2 separate regions of the Homo sapiens genome follow, and region 1 is linked to region 2. Evidence: chromatin loops called from intact Hi-C (ENCODE). Cell type or tissue: psoas muscle. All regions are shown on one strand. Each heading gives the region's core, and the rest is flanking DNA. Links, peaks and the distances in the headings are about the cores only. Region 1 has its middle 77 kb from the start of LINC00581. Region 2 has its middle 160 kb from the start of LINC00581.

Region 1 (8,337 bases), core at 294-8,293, 81 kb after region 2:
TTTACTTCCTTCAGAGAAAATTTAAAAAACAAACAAACAACAACAACAAAAAAAACGGAACTCTTGTCACTGGTGTTTAATGAAGACTAATAGAAACTGATTTTCATGCAGAACAAAGAACCTAATTGGTTCCACAGTTACACAGCACTCCTAAGAAACAAACCATAGGGACTTCTAGCTAAACATGGCAAATTAAAAATATCTGTATCTATATCTATATGTATATTTCCAATCCTTCTCAAAGTCCCCCTAAGATGACAGTCAGTGGTATAGTTTGGATATTTGTCCCCCCGAATCTCATGTTAAAATGCAATCCCCAATTCTGGAGGTGAGGCAGGCAGATCACTTGAAGTTAGGAGTTCGAGACCAGGTTGGCCAACATGGTGAAACCCCGTCTCTACTAAAAATACAAAAATTAACATGATCCAGTTGGGTCATGGGGGTGGATCCCTCATGGCTGGGTGCTGTCCTTACAATACTGAGTGAGTTCTTGTGAGATCTGGTGGTTTATAAGTGTGTGGCACCTCCCCCTACTCTCTTTGTTGCTCCTGCTCTTCCGGTGCGATATACAGCTCCCCTTTGCTTTCCATCAGGATTGTAAGTTTCCTGAGGCCTTCCCAGAAGCCGAGTAGATGCCAGCACCATACTTCCTATAAAACCTGCAGAACCATGAGCCAATCAAACCTCTTTTCTTTATAAATTACCCAGTCTCAGGTATATCTTTATACCAATGCAAGAACAGCCTAACACAATTAGAGTTAGGCTAACTCTAACACAAAATACACTCAACTGGGACTCTAGGAAAAAAAGAGGAAATACCAGTATTTCAAAAGCTACCTTGCAGCAGGACGGGCAATAACTGACTTGCTAGACAGGAGAAGTAAAGCCAAACATCAGCTTGAACGGAGCCATAGAACCCTGGAGAGTGTCAGCAATAGAGGCACCAGCTGCCTCCGAACCAGTGTGGGCAAGATTGAAAATAGGAAGAGTAGGCTGGGCGTGGTGGCTTAAAATGCCTATAATCCCAGCACTTTGGGAGGCCAAGGCAGCCAGACCACTTGAAGTTAGGAGTTCTTCTTCTGGTGAAACCCCGTCTCTACTAAAAGTACAAAAATTAACTGGGCTTGGTGGCGGGCACCCGTAATCCCAGTTACTTGGGAGGCTGAGGCAGGAGAATCACTTAAACCTAGGAGGTAGAGGTTGCAATGAGCCGAGATAGCACCACTGCACTTCAGCCTGGGTGACAGAGTGAGACTCCACCTCAAAAGAAGAAAAGAGGAGGGGAGACGAAGGGAGGGGAGGGGAGGGGAGGTTAAGAGTCTATTGACCTTTATATTCTCTATGGTATCCTGCATTGCCAGCTACTATCCCCCCTTCTGCAGTTACCACGGGACTGGAGGTTTATTCTCAAAAGAGGTTGATTGAGAACGTTCTGGACTGGGGAATACTGGGCGCAGCTGAGGGCACTGGTGTCAACTGGAAACTAGAGAGACTGGGGGGGGGGGCACCTCCAAACCAAATAGTGGCATCACCAGCACCAACTTCCTCTTGTCCCTAGGATGCTGGCAGCCAGGCTTGCAGAGGAATTGGCAGGGGAAGAGGGGAAGAGGGAATTCTTCTTTGAGTAAACTGATCAGCTGAAGAGAAAGTATCTGTAGATACCGTGGTAAACAATAATGTTCATGTTCTAATCTCTGAAACCAGTGAGTATGTTAGCTTAGATGCAAAGGGGAATTAAGGTGGCAGATGGATTAAAGTTGTTAACTAGCTGCTCTTGACATAGGGAGAGTATTTTAGGTTATCTGAGAGGCTCAGTGTAATCACAAAGCTTCTTTTTCTTTTTTTTTTTTTTTTTTGAGACGGAGTCTTGCTCTTGTCGCCCAAGCTGGAGTGTAATGGTATGATCTCGGCTCACTGCAACCTCTGCCTCCTGGGTTCAAGCGTTTCTCCTGCCTCAGCCTCCCAAGTACCTGGGATTACAGGCGCCCACCACCATGCCTGGCTAATTTTTGTACTTTTAGTAGAGATGCGGTTTCATCATGTTGGCCAGGCAGGTCTCAAACTCCTGACCTCAGGTGATCCACCCGCTTCAGGCTCCCAAAGTGCTGGAATTACAGGCATGAGTCGCCATGCCCGGCCCACAAAGTTTCTTAAAAATGGAAGACAGAGGCCTGGTGCAGTGGCTGACACCTGTAATCCTAGCACTTTGGGAGGCCGAGGCAGGCAGATGACGAGGTCAGGAGTTCGAGACCAGCCTGGCCAACATGGTGAAACCCTGTCTCTACTAAAAATACAAAAAATTAGCCAGGCATGGTGGCGGGCGCCTGTAATCCCAGCTACTCAGGAGGCTGAAGCAGAAGAATCACTTGAACCTGGGAGGCAAAGCTTGCAGTGAGCCGAGATCACGCCGTTGCACTCTAGCCTGGGTGACAGTGCGAGACTCCGTCTCAAAATAAAAAAAAATGGAAGAGAGAAGCAGGAGAGACAGGCAGTGTCATGTGATGTGAGAAAGTCTTGGCCTTTTGTTGCTGGCTTTGAAGATGAAGGTAGATGGTCAAAAGTCAAGGAATAGGCTGGGCATGGTGGCTCATCCTTGTAATCCCAGCACTTTGGGAGGCCAAAGTGTGCGGATCACTTGAGGTCAGGAGTTTGAGACCAGCCTGGCCAACATGATGAAACCCTTTCTTTATTAAAAATACAAAAATTAGCCGGGCCTGATGGCATGTGCCTGTAATGCCAGCTACTCGGGAGACTGAGGCAGGAGAATTGCTTGAACCCGGGAGGTGGAGGTTGCGGTGAGCCGAGATTGCGCCACTGCACTCCAGCCTGGGCAACAAGAGTGAAACTCTGTCTCAAAAAAAAAAAAAAAAAAAAGTCAAGTCAAGGAGTATAGGTGGCTTCTTCAGGCTGGAAGAAGAAAGAAAATGGATTATTCCCTGGAGGCTCCAGAAAGGAATGCAGCCCAGTCAACATCCTAATTTTAGCCCAGCAAGTCTATATCAGACTTCTGATCTCCACGACAGTTGGATAATAAGCTTGTGTTTTAAGCCACCAGGTTTGTGGTGATTTGTTACTGCTGCAAAGGAAAATTAATGCAGACACTGGGAGGGACCCGACAAAATACTCAATCACCCTGCAACGAATCTCAGCACTTGCAAATCCCACTTTTATACTCTGGACTACCATAGCTTTTTGGGACAGGCATTCAAAATGGACAGCCAAGGAGCAACAGATATTTGAGGGAAATCTCTAATACAAAAGGTAAAATCCAAAATCAATAACCATATCAGAGAGAAGAAACCATACAGGGAGCAGGGAAAAAAATGTAAAAAACAACAACAACAACCCACAAAAACCCCTCAGGGAGGCCATGTGCGGTGGCTCACGCCTGTAATGCCAGCACTTTGGAGGCTGAGGCAGGTGGATCACTTGAGGTCAGGAGTTCGAGACCAGCCTGGCCGACATGGTGAAACCCTGTCTCTACTAAAAATACAAAAATTAGCCGGGTGTGGTGGTACACGCCTGTAATCCCAGCTACTTGGTAGGCTGAGGCAGGAGAATCGCTTGAACATGGGAGGGGACGTTACAGTGAGCAGAGATGGCGCCACTGCACTCCAGCCTGGGCAACAGAGTGAGACCCCACCTCAAAAAAAACAAAAAAACAAGAAGCATAAACAAACACAAAACCCCAAACAAACTAAAAAAAAAAAACAAAACCCTTTACAGAGATAAAAGGTATTGCATCTGTTAAGCAAGAACAGATTGCTCTTAAAAAGAAATATTCAGAAGACTTAAAGAGCTCTTGGCCAGGCGTGGTGGCTCACACCTACAATCCCAGCACTTTGGGAAGCTGAGGCGGGCAGATTGCTCAAGTCCAGGAGTTCGAGACCAGCCTGGGCAATATAGCGAGACTCCTGCCTCTACAAAAAATACCAAAAATGTCAGCCAGGTGAGGTTGTAGTCCCAGCTACTCTGGAGGCTGAGGCAGGAGAATCGCCTGAGCCCAGGAAGATCGAGGCTGCAGTGAGTCATGATTGCACCACTGCACTCCAGCCTAGGTGATAGAGTGAGACCCTGTCTCAAAAAAAGAGAGCTTTTATAATTTAAAAATATAATAGAATAAATAAATATTAAATAGAGAGGCAGAAGAAAAAGTTTTAAAAATTCCCCCAAAGCAAAACAAAACAAAATAAATAGTTTTAGAATATGAAAAAAAAGATAATAAAATTAGGGTATTCATAAAGGATATTTAATAGAAGTCCCATTTTGAGACCAGCCTGTCTAACATAGTGAAACCCTGTCTCTACCAAAAATACAAAGTCAGGCCCAGTGGCTCACACCTGTAATCCTAGTATTTTGGGAAGTTGAGGTGGGCAGATCACTTGAGGTCAGGAGTTTTGAGACCAGCCTGGCCAACATGGTGAAACCCCGTCTCTACTAATAATACAAAAATTAGCCAGGCGTGGTGGCAGGTGCCTGTAATCCCAACTACTCAGGAAGCTGAAGCAGAAGAATCGCTTGAGCCCAGGAGATGGAGGTTGCAGTGAGCTGAGATCGCACCACTGCACTCCAGCCTGGTCGACAGAGTGAGACTCTATCTAAAGAAAACAGAAAAAAGGAGTCCCGGAATAAAGTAGAAAAATTATCAGATTGAGTCAATGTCCCTACAATGTGAATGAATACAAAACCCCTATTGAGACACACCAGCCAGCGTCTTTTTTTGTTTTTTTGTTTTTTTGTGAGACGGAGTCTCGCTCTGTCTCCCGGGATGGAGTGCAGTGGCGCGATCTCGGCTCACTGCAAGCTCCGCCTCCCGCGTTCCCGCCATTCTCCTGCCTCAGCCTCCCGAGTAGCTGGGACTACAGGCGCCCGCCACCACGCCTGGCTAATTTTTTTGTATTTTTAGTAGAGACGGGGTTTCAGCGTCTTTTTTCAGAAGTCCAATAATAAAGAGATGAAGGATCAGCCCTCAGAGGTCTCAAAAAGAATATTGGAAGGCAGAAGAGCAATGCCTTAAGAACTTTGAAGAAAGTAATTTCCACCGTGGAACCCCCACGCAGGCTGTCAAACAAGTCTGCAAGTGAGATAAGCATTTTCAGACACTCAAGGTCTCAAAAAATTGCCGCCTATGCATCTTTCCCAGGAATCTATTAATGCTAGAAGATTCGCTCCTCCAAGATGAGAAAATTCAGAAAGAAGTTGCTATGAGCCAAGAAACAGGGCATTCTCAGAGTGATTACTATGTAGCAGGCCCGAAGAACACCCTGTCTGGATTAGGGACAGAGGGCCCCAGAATGCACTTCTGTATCCAGGGGGGTGATGGTGCAAAGAAACTGATAATTCATTTGTTGTCCTTGTTCTTAGCAAATGAATACTTACTGCAGAGTGTGGAGCTGAATTAGTGGTAAATACATAACAAAAACTAAGCAAACAACTCGAAACAAGACAACTATTTGCTCTGAGGATCGCAGCAGAAATCCCTATATAAGAAAAAAAAATCCTAGTTCACTTATGAGGCTTAGTTATAAATAAAGCCCTATCCTTTTAATAGGGTAAGTAGGAAATATTGATTTAACTCAAATCGGTGATATCTGATTTTGTAGCTATATAAAGAGAATGGCGGTTATGGGATATGCAGATGAGTGTATCTATTATTTGTGTGATGTGGTAGTTTGCAAAAATGGCCACAATTCTTCTCTTCTCCCTGTATTGTTTGCAGTGTGACTTTATAGAATCTCCTCCCAAGAGGCAGAGTCTGTTTCTCCTCCTGTCAAATGGGACTGGCCTTGGGAGTGAATGTAGTGGATGTACCAGGAAGCCAGTTTGGAGCTTGGCCTTCAAGCAGCTTTCCATACTTCCTCTCAGACTGTTGCAGACCCACCATCCTCTATGTGAACAAGCTGGCCTGGCCTGCAAGAGGATAAAAGAGCACGAGGAGTGTGGGAGAGCCATCCCAGCTGAGGCCACTTAAGTCAGCCAGCCCCAGCCAACCCAGTAAGGGACCACAGCTGCACAAATGAGCTTAGCCAAGACTAGAAGGATGGGCCAGCTCAGCCAAGTTAAAATTGCTGATCCACAGAGTTTTGAGTAAATAAATGGTTGCTTTCAGCCAGTAAATTTTGGGGTGGTTTGTTACACAGCAAAAACTAATTGATGCTGTGTGCATATGTGTGTGTGTGTGTAGAAAAGGTGATAATGCAATAAAGCCAAGTTTTTGTGTTTTGCAATGGAAAATCAATACTTTTTTTTTTTTTTTTTGAGACAGAGTGTCATTCTGTTGCCCAGGCTGAATGCAATGGCGCCATCTTAGCTCACTGCAACCTCCGCCTCCCGGGTTCAAGCAATTCTCCTGCCTCAGCCTCCCGAGTAGCTAGGATTACAGGCACACGGCTAATTTGTGTATTTTTAGTAGAGACAGAGTTTCACCATGTTGGTCAGGCTGGTCTCAAACTCCTGACATCAGGTGATCCACCCGCCTTGGCCTCCCAAAGTGGTGGAATTACAGTCGTGAGCCACCACGCCCGGCCTAATGTATCTATTTATATCTAAAAAATGATGCCACACAGTAGTCGCATGTTAGTTAGACACATGGAAACAAAAACAGTGATGAGATTTTTAAGTGGATAATCCAAGGAGTAGAAACGAAGGGTCAGGAGGGATTGCAGCGGTGGGCTGTAATTTTTCATTATAGGGCTTGTAGAATTGTTTGATTTTTAAAAATTATGTACACATTTCATTTTGATAAAATAGCAAATTAAGTGGAAACCAAAAAAATAAATAAATGAACTTTCAAGTGACTGGTAGGCAGCTGGTGCACAGCATCTGCCACCACCAGCAATAGTCATGTGTTCGACACATGCCCTGGTGGCAAGAGGAATTTCCAGCTGAGACATTGCCATAACCAACTCAGTTTTCCCTTTTGATTAGTATTCATCCTTCATGCCTGCATGCTTGTGGTTAGCACACAAACTGAAAAAAAAAGTGCATGGAAAAGTTGGATCCAGAGTCTCAGACACTGCAGGTGTTCTCCGAGTTGTTAGTCTCCATTCTAATACAGTCCAATAAGGACCACAAACATCAAACATAATGGAGAACTGCCTGCAACCAAAGCCAGGGCATGGAAAAATTGCTCATTAAAAATTATTCTGCGGTTACAGTTTTGAACTGGCATGGATAAAAAGTGGAGCAGAGGCCGGGTGCAGTGGCTCATGCCTGTAATCCCAGCACTTTGGGAGGCCGAGGCAGGCGGATCACAAGGTCAAGAGATCGAGACCACCCTGGCCCACATGCTGAAACCCCATCTCTACAAAAAATATAAAAATTAGCTGGGCGTGGTGGTGCGCCTGTAATCCCAGCTACTCAGGAGGCTGAGGCAGGAGAATCGCTTGAACCCGGGAGGCAGAGGTTGCAGTGAGACAAGATCGCGCCACTGCACTCCAGCCTGGTGACAAAGTGAGACTCTGTCTCAAAAAAAAAAGTGGAGCAGATGGTCATATTCAACATGGTGAAAGGCTCTGTGAAAGCAAAACAGAAACCATACACCCGCAATGGCCACCAAAACGGCTGCTGACATACGATCACTCTTTTCTTGATGCTGCTCTCTGTGCTTTAAATGTATTTTCTCTTTGAAATGATCACTTTCAAGTGTGTTTATTAAATTCTGTCTCCCATGTTAGGTTGACAGGAAGTATGTAGTATTTGGGAAAAGGCACAGGAGGCAAAAATAAGATACTAGATATCAAGGGATGTGTTGGATTACTCAGGACAGGCTAGGATATGCCACAATAAAGAAAAACCCCAAACCTCTGTGACTTAACGTTTCCCACCGCATATGCAAAGTGGGTCTGCAGAGGGCCTCTGATGATCTAAGTACCTCAAAGTTCTAGAGTGGTGCATATTGCCATGATCAGTTCCTCTCAAAGCTGACTCAAAGCGATGTGTCTCACTTCTGCTCATATTTCATTAGTCAAAGCCATTCATGTGGTCATGTCTAAATTTAAAAAGGTGAAAGAAGGCAATGTTATCCAGAAAGAGAGCTGGAATACTTGTGAACTCTTCCAACTCAATCCAGTATTCCCTCTGCTCTAAAACATAGCTATATAGCACATAGAATATAAATTAGTTACGTTTATTTTTATCCAAAGTATACTTTTCCTAGATATGTCTTACTCCAGAAAATTATTATCCTTTAAAGGCAGATGATGAATCTGGCTAGAGGAGGAGGGCCTGGAAGGTTATATGAGGTACTAACGTTATGTAAAGTGATGTGGTTTCCTTTTTCTCTTCCTGTGGTTGAATGATGTAGCACACTATTTGCAGACCAATCCTGGTCTTCCT
Region 2 (8,337 bases), core at 94-8,093:
AGTAGCTAGGGCTACAGGTATGCACCACCATGCCCAGTTATTTAAAAACAAATTTTTTGTTAGAGATGGGGATCTTGCTATGTTGCCCAGGCTGGTCTTGAACTCCTGGCCTTAAACAGTCCCCCAGGCTTGGCCTCCCAAAGCACTGGGATTATAGGTGTGAACGACTGTGCCCAGCCAACTCAGCTATTTTCTATCATCTACCACGTTTTCTTCTCCCAAAAAAGCCCTCCCATGTGCCTTCTATGCTTTCAAATCCTTAGCCACTTACCTAAGTCCATTGACAAAGACTCAGAACAGAGACTTGTCGTATGGGCAAATCCAGAGACCAGACTAGGTAAGTGTGGCGGCTGGCCCAATCTGTGGACTTGAGGGCCTTCTGGCTCCTGGATCTTCCTTTCCATACAGAGACAGGCCCCAAAGGGGACAGGAGGGGTGCTGCCCCAGAGGGCAGATCCTGGCAAGTGTGCGTGATGAGGATAAAACCACCTTGGCTTAGTTCTAGGGCCTTACGTGCTCACCAGGGACAGACTGTGAGGTACACAAATGTTAGTTTTAATCTCTCCTGTGAAGTGGTTATTATGTGACCTGATCAGAAACACCCTCTACTCCAACCCTAGATGGTTGGTTTGCATTCACAGTCCTTTGGTCCACAGTCCAGAGGGAGCTCCTTCAAGGCATCGTCTCCTGGCTGTCTCTATCAGCAGTACAGGCTTTGTGCTTTAGCATAAAAGGTGTTAAAAAATACTTTTTTTGTTGAGATGAATGGTGTTCAAGATGTTTGGGCTGGCTAGCAGTAGTCTACAGGCACCTCTGCCCTAGCACAAGCAGGCTGTAGGAATGCAGTGATCCTAGTAGCTTACACTCTTCAGAATCTCATTTGGTTTGGCCCTGATTCTGTTACCTGAAACCCACAGGAAAGTAAACTGAATCCTGCTGCTAGGATTTGGGAATATATGCCTTAAGTGAGTCTTTTCCAGAAATCTCTTGTTGGGCTGCTTAAAAGGGCAGAGACCTAGGACTTTATTCACCTTCCAGACAACCTGATGTGACTGTGCGTGTGCCTGTTTACTAATAAATATTTGCAGAATCAGTCCACGATTTGCTTTCATTGTAACATATCCCTAGTGACGAGTGTGTGTGCCCATGTGTACGCATGCACATACGTGTGTATGTGTGAGTAAGAGGTGATTATGCACATTTCTTCTCAACTCTGTGCTCAGTGACATCATGAGTTAGCTTGAAATAGACAAATGCTACAAATCAGGGCTTTTTCTTTTTTTTCCCCCTGGGAAACTGGTCATTAAACATTTATCTGTGCACTGCTGCCTCAAGCCTCTGGAGACTAATTGTGAGTGGACAAATTGTTTTAGGACAGTTTGTAGCATCATTAAAATAAATCAACCTGCTTGTCCCTACCTTTAGTCCATAAGGAGGTTAAAAACAGTTTTCAATTTGTCTTATAAGAACCCTAGGGTTTTTCAATATATATGTATTAATATTTGCAAACAAGATTTAAAAATGATAAAAGGAGGCCGGGCGCGGTGGCTCATGCCTGTAATCCCAGCACTTTGGGAGGCTGAGGTGGACAGATCACCTGAGGCCAGGAGTTTGAGGCCAGCCCGACCAACAAGGTGAAACCCTGTCTCTACCAAAAAATACGAAAATCAGCCAGGCATGGTGGTGTACGCCTGTAGTACTAGCTACTAGGGAGGCTGAGGTGGGAGAATCTCTTGAACCGGGGAGGCAGAGGTTGCAGTGAGCCAAGATTCCATCTTTGCACTCCAGGCTGGGCAACTGAGTGAGACACTATCTCAAAAAAAAAAAAAAAAAAAAAAAGATAAAAGCACCACACACCTATTACAGACTACTTAGATATTAGAAAGAAGTGAAAATGCCGAAATATATCACCCTTAGTTCTACCAGCCAAAGATAATAATTTTTAAAATCGCATTTTACAAAGTTAAGTTGTGTGACCAAGCTTTATTTTTAAGAAAGCAAAACTAAGGAAGCACTCTCCTTAATTGTGTTGAAATGAGTTTTATTCATTGTGGAAAGCCAAGTGGAAAGAATAATTTTCAGTCTTTTGATCACTTAAGTTAGCCATGATTCCAAAAAGAAAACCTGCTTTTCCACAAACTTACAACAAGTGCCAGTTGCCTCCTTCTTGTCTTGGATTTCGATGTCCCCAGAAGCTATATTTTCTGTCTTCAGCGTGTTAGCAAGAGTGTCAGGGGTTATGAAGTAATAAGCTGAACTGTTCCCCAAATTCTCACAGTTTACTACCCATGAGCTTCCTGAGAAAGTCAACTAAAGTGAGTTCAGTCTTTGGAGTCATTTAAACACAAAGGGCTCTTCCAACTGCACAGTGAGAAACTCAACAATAGCTGTTGTCTTCAAGTGTCCACAGAGCTCAGCTGTCAAGGACTGGTTGGTTAAGAAACACATCTCAGGGCACATTAACTGGAGTGTGTTTGCTTTGGAACTAAGACTATTTTAGAAATAAATTGAGGATCCAGATGTAATGAAAGAAGCAGGGACAAGACTCTCTTTTTTTGTGAACAGCACTTGTAACTTGTTACCCTGCATTTCGATGCTATCACAATGCAGTTTGAGTTGAACGGCCTGCATCTGGTATTGCTTAAGTAATATCAGTGTTTCCCACTGGCTAGCCTTGTAGGGCAAGACAATCCCTCTCCTGAAAGTTCACCCACATAATGTCAAGAAAACAGCCCCTAATGATTTATTTAAAGTCATGTCGGCCAGGCACGGTGGCTCACGCCTGTAATTTCAGCACTTTGGGAGGCTGAGGCTAGTGGATCACAAGGTCAAGAGATCGAGACCATCCTGGCCAACATGGTGAAACCCCGTCTCTACTAAAAATACAAAAATTAGCCAGGCATGGTGACATGTGCCTGTAGTCCCAGCTACTTGGGAGGCTGAGGCAGGAGAATCGCTTGAACCTGGGAGGCGAAGGTTGCAGTGAGCCAAGATTGTGCCACTGCACTCCAGCCTGGCAACAGAGCGAGACTCCATCTCAAAATAAATAAATTAAAAAAAATAATGAAGTCAAGTCAGCAGAGGATTTTGTATATTCCAGAACTTCGGGATAAATGCATCACAGTGGCTATGCAGAATATTGAAGGCTGTCAGAATTACAACGAATTTGTAATTGAGGCCTTTACCTTCGTGTTGTATGTCTTCTGATGGGGGAAGGAAGGCGAGCATCAATTCATAAGCTATGGCAGAGCCCACATCACAGATGTCACAGAACACTTTGCTAAAAATGCTTCCATTCACCAAGAGAGAATTCTCATGTAAACCATGGACTTTCGGTGATGATGATGTGTCAGTGTAGGCTCATCAATTGCAATGAATGTACCAGTTTAGTGGGATGTTGATAATGACAGAGTCTGTGCATGAATGGGGGTAGGCACAGAGGGTCTATGGGAAGTCTCTGTACCTTCCGCTCAATTTTAACTTTGAACTTTAAACTGCTCTAAAACATAAAGTCTATTTTTTTTTTTTTAGATGGAGTCTCGCTCTGTCACTCAGGCTGGAATGCAGTGGTGTGATCTCGGCTCACTGCAACTTCCGCCTCCTGGGTTCAAGTCTGTCTCAGCCTCCCAAGTAGCTGGGACTACAGGCGCCCACCACCATGCCTGGCTAATTTTTTGTATTTTTAGTAGAGACCGGGTTTCACTGTGTTAGCCAGGATGGTCTCGATCTCCTGACCTCGTGATCTGCCCATCTCGGCCTCCCAAAGTGTTGGGATTACAGGCGTGAGTCACAGCACTTAGCCATAAAGTCTATTTAAAAAAACACAATCGTTTTTATTTTTTGGAGAAACCATTCCCAGGGTGAGAAGAGTCAACTGCCAGAGCTGTGGCACTTTGGGCCCATACCATGCAAGCAGAGCCTGAGTGTGTGTTTGGGTCTGCTCTGGACATTGAGTCATTAAAGAGTGGAGTTTTTTTTAAAGATCAGAAAGAAAAAATAAAGAGAGAAACTCATCTGAAAGGGGTTTTTTTCTTTTCTTTTCTCTCTCTTTTTTTTTTTTTTTTTTTTGACAGAGTCTTGCTCTGTCACCTGGGCTGGAGTGCAGTGGCACAATCTTGGCTCACTGCAACCTCAACCTCCCGGGTTCAAGTGATTCTCCTGCCTCAGCCTCCCAAATAGCTGGGATTACAGGTGCCCGCCACCACACCTGGCTAATTTTTTTTTTTTTTTTTTTTTTTTTTTTTTTTTTTTTTGTATTTTTAGTAGAGACAGGCTTTTGCCATGTTGGCCACGCTGTTCTTGAACTCCTGACCTCAGGTGATCCGCCCACCTTGGCCTTTCAAAATGCTGGGATTACAGGCATGAGCCACCGCACCCGGCCTGAAAGTCTTTGTTTTCATTAAGCATGGGAACCATTGATTTGTGAAGGTTTCCAGTTAAAAGTGACATGAGAGAAATGATGCATTTTCGTGATGGTTCCTTTGAGATCATTATTTTCTGAAGATTTAATTCATTATTTTCAATGTGGTACATACGGGTGGGGATAAAAAGGAGAAAGGAATATAGTTGAAGGCTGTGTGATCTGCCATGTGCCATGTGATCCTCCCTGCAAAACCACAAATCTCCAGTAAAATCTGTAAAGAAAAAAAAAATGGTCAGATGTCTGCCTCAAGTAGATTTATTAAAGGAATTGGAGAAGGGGCTAAGTTTTGTCTTCTGGGTGTCTCTGGGTATAACAGGGACGACCCCTGAGGGTTTATAAGAGTGAAGGCAAAAGAGAGCATGAAAGAGAATATGACTGCCGGAGGGAAAATAATTCTATTCATGCTGGCTTTCTTAACTGCAATGGTCAATTTTAGAAATATTGTTACAACCAGGAGGATCCCTCTGCTAGACACATTATACCTCTGACCTAGAAATGGCTGACATCAACACTAAAAATAGATGGGGGTTTCTTAAACAGGTTTAGTAATAGAATTTGGTTATCACAGAGCTTCAACTACCAGACCAGTTTAATCCAAAGTGAGGCCCAGAAAGTGGAACAGTGACAAGCAGGATCGCTCCAGTCATGTGGGAAAGTACAATGTATTCATCCTAGGAGATTATGACAGAAACAGAGAGATCACCTGGGGACTGACTGTGTTTACTGTGAGAAAATAGATGGAGCCCTGCAGGGAGGAAGTCATGGGATCTGCTCGGGACTTTGAACTTGGCCAGAAAATCCTGTTTTCTCTTGGCGACTGACTTCTCCACACACTACTTTTCAACATATTCATAATCACACAAGGAAGAAGGCAAGACTCTAGTACTTTTGGGTGCTCAAAGACACTTTTGGGAGAAACATATATATTAACTTCCTCTTGTGGTAGAGAGAAAGATATGGAACAGATCTGAAGACCATCTTTATGTTGGATCCATGGAAACTGGGGGGATAATGGGGTTCTGTGCTAGACCCCCGCTGACTTCAGTAGGGATGGCATCATGTTCAAGAAGCTGAGGAAGAGACCCAGAGCCAGCAAAAGAGACATGGGGTTTATTGAGGGGACTTACATGGAGGGCTGTCCAGTGGCGGTGGGCTGGACAGGAGAGCCTCAGCCTCTTGTAAAAAACATGCAGTTTGTATAGTATTTTCACTTAGCACCCTCCACCTGGCAACCTTCATTTAACCCAAAACAAAGGGGCCTCAATCCCCTGTATGGCCCATATTCCACAGGATGGGAAAGGGGTTCAGACGTTCCTCATAGATAGGGAATAAATTTGTGGGTTGGCCACTCCCAGATTGATTCCTTAGCTCAGAATTCTGAATACACATTCTTCTTAGACCACAGGGTCACTCTCAAGTTATGCCTAAATTACATTATTGCTGTCAGGCCGCTTGAGGGTATGCTACATCCCAGCATACCCCGGAGTGGCCCTCACATTCTTATCACACCATTCTTCCACAAGTTCCCTGGGGCCAGGTATGCAGAGGATCATTGCAGCCAGACACTGCGGCAGCAATACAAACTATAACAACAACAAAGAATAATGAATATAATAGCAATCATACCATATAGAAAGTTTTTCCAAGCACTTGAGAGTTGATTGAACCACATAGTTATAGGATTGGATGACAGGGATTCTATAGTGGAAATATCAGTATTTAGGACCTGTATAGTATGGGTTACATTGTGAGAGTCATTAGGGATATATATAAAAAACATTCATGTTTGTTTTTGAGACAGGGTCCCAGTTTTTTGCCCAGGTTGGAGTGCAGTGGCACAATCTTGGCTCAATGCAGCTTTGACCTCCCAAGCTCAAGCGATCCTCTCACCTCAGTCCCCCAGCAGCCGCGACTACAGGCACATGCCACCATGCCCAGCTAATTTTTTGTATTTTTTGTGGAGATGAGGTTTTGCCATGTTGCCAGGCTGGTCATGAACTCCTAAGCTCAAGTGATCCGCCCACCTCAGCCTCCCAAAGTGCTAGGATTGCAGGCATCAGCCACCACACCCGGCCCAATATTCAGTTTTAATTAATGCACAGGTTCTGCCCTGGCAAGCAAGATGTCCAGGGCCATGTGATTTTACAAAGAAGGGTGTGTGACCCACTCCTGGATCTGCACTACCATTGTCTACCTCAGCCCATCGTATACAGTGTACCCCCCAGCGGGGGTAACATTAACTGGCTCCCATACTAGGCAGAAAATACGTCATCTCGTCTTGTTGATGGTGGGAAACTCACTGCGTGAGGTGCTGTTGTTGCTAAAGGGAAATGGGTGATGGTCATTATACCAAGTACAGAAGTGGCTCCAGGGACTCAGGTTAGCTGCTTGGATGTATCGTGGCAGGCCCGCGGTGGTGGAGAGAGGGGCAGCTTTCTGCAGACCCAACAGTCTGTTTTGTTCTGGAGAGAGATCACTATCTGTACCCAGTCCGCAAAGAGGTTTGCTGTGCACCATCTATGGGCAAAAGGTGAGATGTTTAGTGGGTACAAGAAAGGGCAAGTCATGGCCATTTAACAAGACACAGGAAGTTGTGTCATTCTGAGAGAGCGCCACCCCTGACCATGGCCAGGTGCCTGGTTTACGATACCAAATGGATTGCCCCGCTCTGCCACATGTTATGGGAGGTCAGAGTAAGACCTGGGGGTATCATAATGTTCCGTAATGAGAGGATGATCATCCCCTTGCACAAAGGGAGGACCAGGATTCATTATTTTAGAAGTATGAGGAAGAGTAGGGTGTAAAGTGGGTGTGACCTGTATATCCTATTCCAGGCCCTTCCCCCATGGAGCAGAAAAACCAAACCATCAGGGACTGGTTTGCCATTTTCAGGGCCATGTAATGATGTGCTTGCTGGTACATAGGTCCTGTGGCAAGGGCAATAGCAGGTTACCTTGAATCCCAGGTTGGGACAAAAGTGTACTGTCCCTTAGCCTGCCTCCCTGGATCCTGACGGGGGGATCAGGTCCTTGCATCAGAACAGTGTACAGCCTGGAGTGACGAGAACGCGCATGCTCATTCAGGGTGTGGATGGCTGCTGGTAAGCAGCATGTCCACAGAACCAGAAAGTGCACCTCCTGCCAGAGTTGTCACTTCAACAGTCCATTCATCTGTTCAATCAGCCGTGTTGCTGTAGGGCTATCTGCAAGTGGAAATGCCGGTGGCTATCCAGGGCCTCCACCCATTTCTGTACTGTATGTCTGATAATTACAAGCCCTGATCGCTGTCGATATTGGTGGGGACACTGCAGGCTGCACTGTATGTCTGGTAATTACAAGCCCTGATCACTGTCAATATTAGTGGGGACACTGTAGGCTGCACACAGCTGCTCTAGTCCTTTCATGGTGGTTTTTCCGGGTAGCATGCTTGCTGGGATATGCCTGCAGCTGCCCCGTGCAGGTGTCTGCACAGTCAAGGCATAGTGGCAGCCATCAGAAGCAAAGGCCCTATGTAGTCACCTGCCACTGTTGCACTGGGCTCCAGCCCCTGACCATCTTTTAGGTATCAGGCAGCCAGGGCCTGGGGCGTTCAGGCCAGGTAGGACATTGCTGACAGACATGTACTATATCTTTATATCATAGTGGCAGGCCCCAGTTCTTCACTATGGCTCAAAGAGTACATTGTCCCCGATATCTTGTTTTCTCAGGTAGCCACGGGGACTTCCTCAAGGAGACAAATGCAGGCGAGCCCATCCACCCGTGGGTTTCTAGGTGGTGTAGGTGGAGTGTGGGCATCCACGTGGTAGGCCGCTATGTGCATCCCCGGATGCAATGGAGAATGTCCTTCCACATGTCAGCACCCCAGAGGGGGTAACCCACTACTGTCCACATCCTGGGCTTCCCACTGTAGTAGCC

Evidence for each region. A loop is a pair of places that touch in the nucleus more often than their neighbours do. Peaks named below come from ENCODE experiments on the same cell type or tissue, not always from the same donor. Only the 100,000 strongest peaks of a DNase experiment are listed, where the experiment ranks them.
Region 1: a loop joins it to region 2, with 2.2 times the contacts of the local background. A loop is called at or near these places in 1 of 110 quality-filtered maps.

The regions. Positions count from the first base shown.
Region 1 is chr6:21,430,862-21,439,198 of GRCh38, forward strand. No RefSeq gene overlaps it. Among named protein-coding and RNA genes, the nearest start is that of LINC00581, 77 kb to the right of the region's middle. In psoas muscle, for the core only: no CTCF peak of the experiment used is centred there; no DNase peak of the experiment used is centred there; H3K27ac peaks cover 1,606 bases.
Region 2 is chr6:21,349,935-21,358,271 of GRCh38, forward strand. No RefSeq gene overlaps it. Among named protein-coding and RNA genes, the nearest start is that of LINC00581, 160 kb to the right of the region's middle. In psoas muscle, for the core only: no CTCF peak of the experiment used is centred there; no DNase peak of the experiment used is centred there; H3K27ac peaks cover 3,656 bases.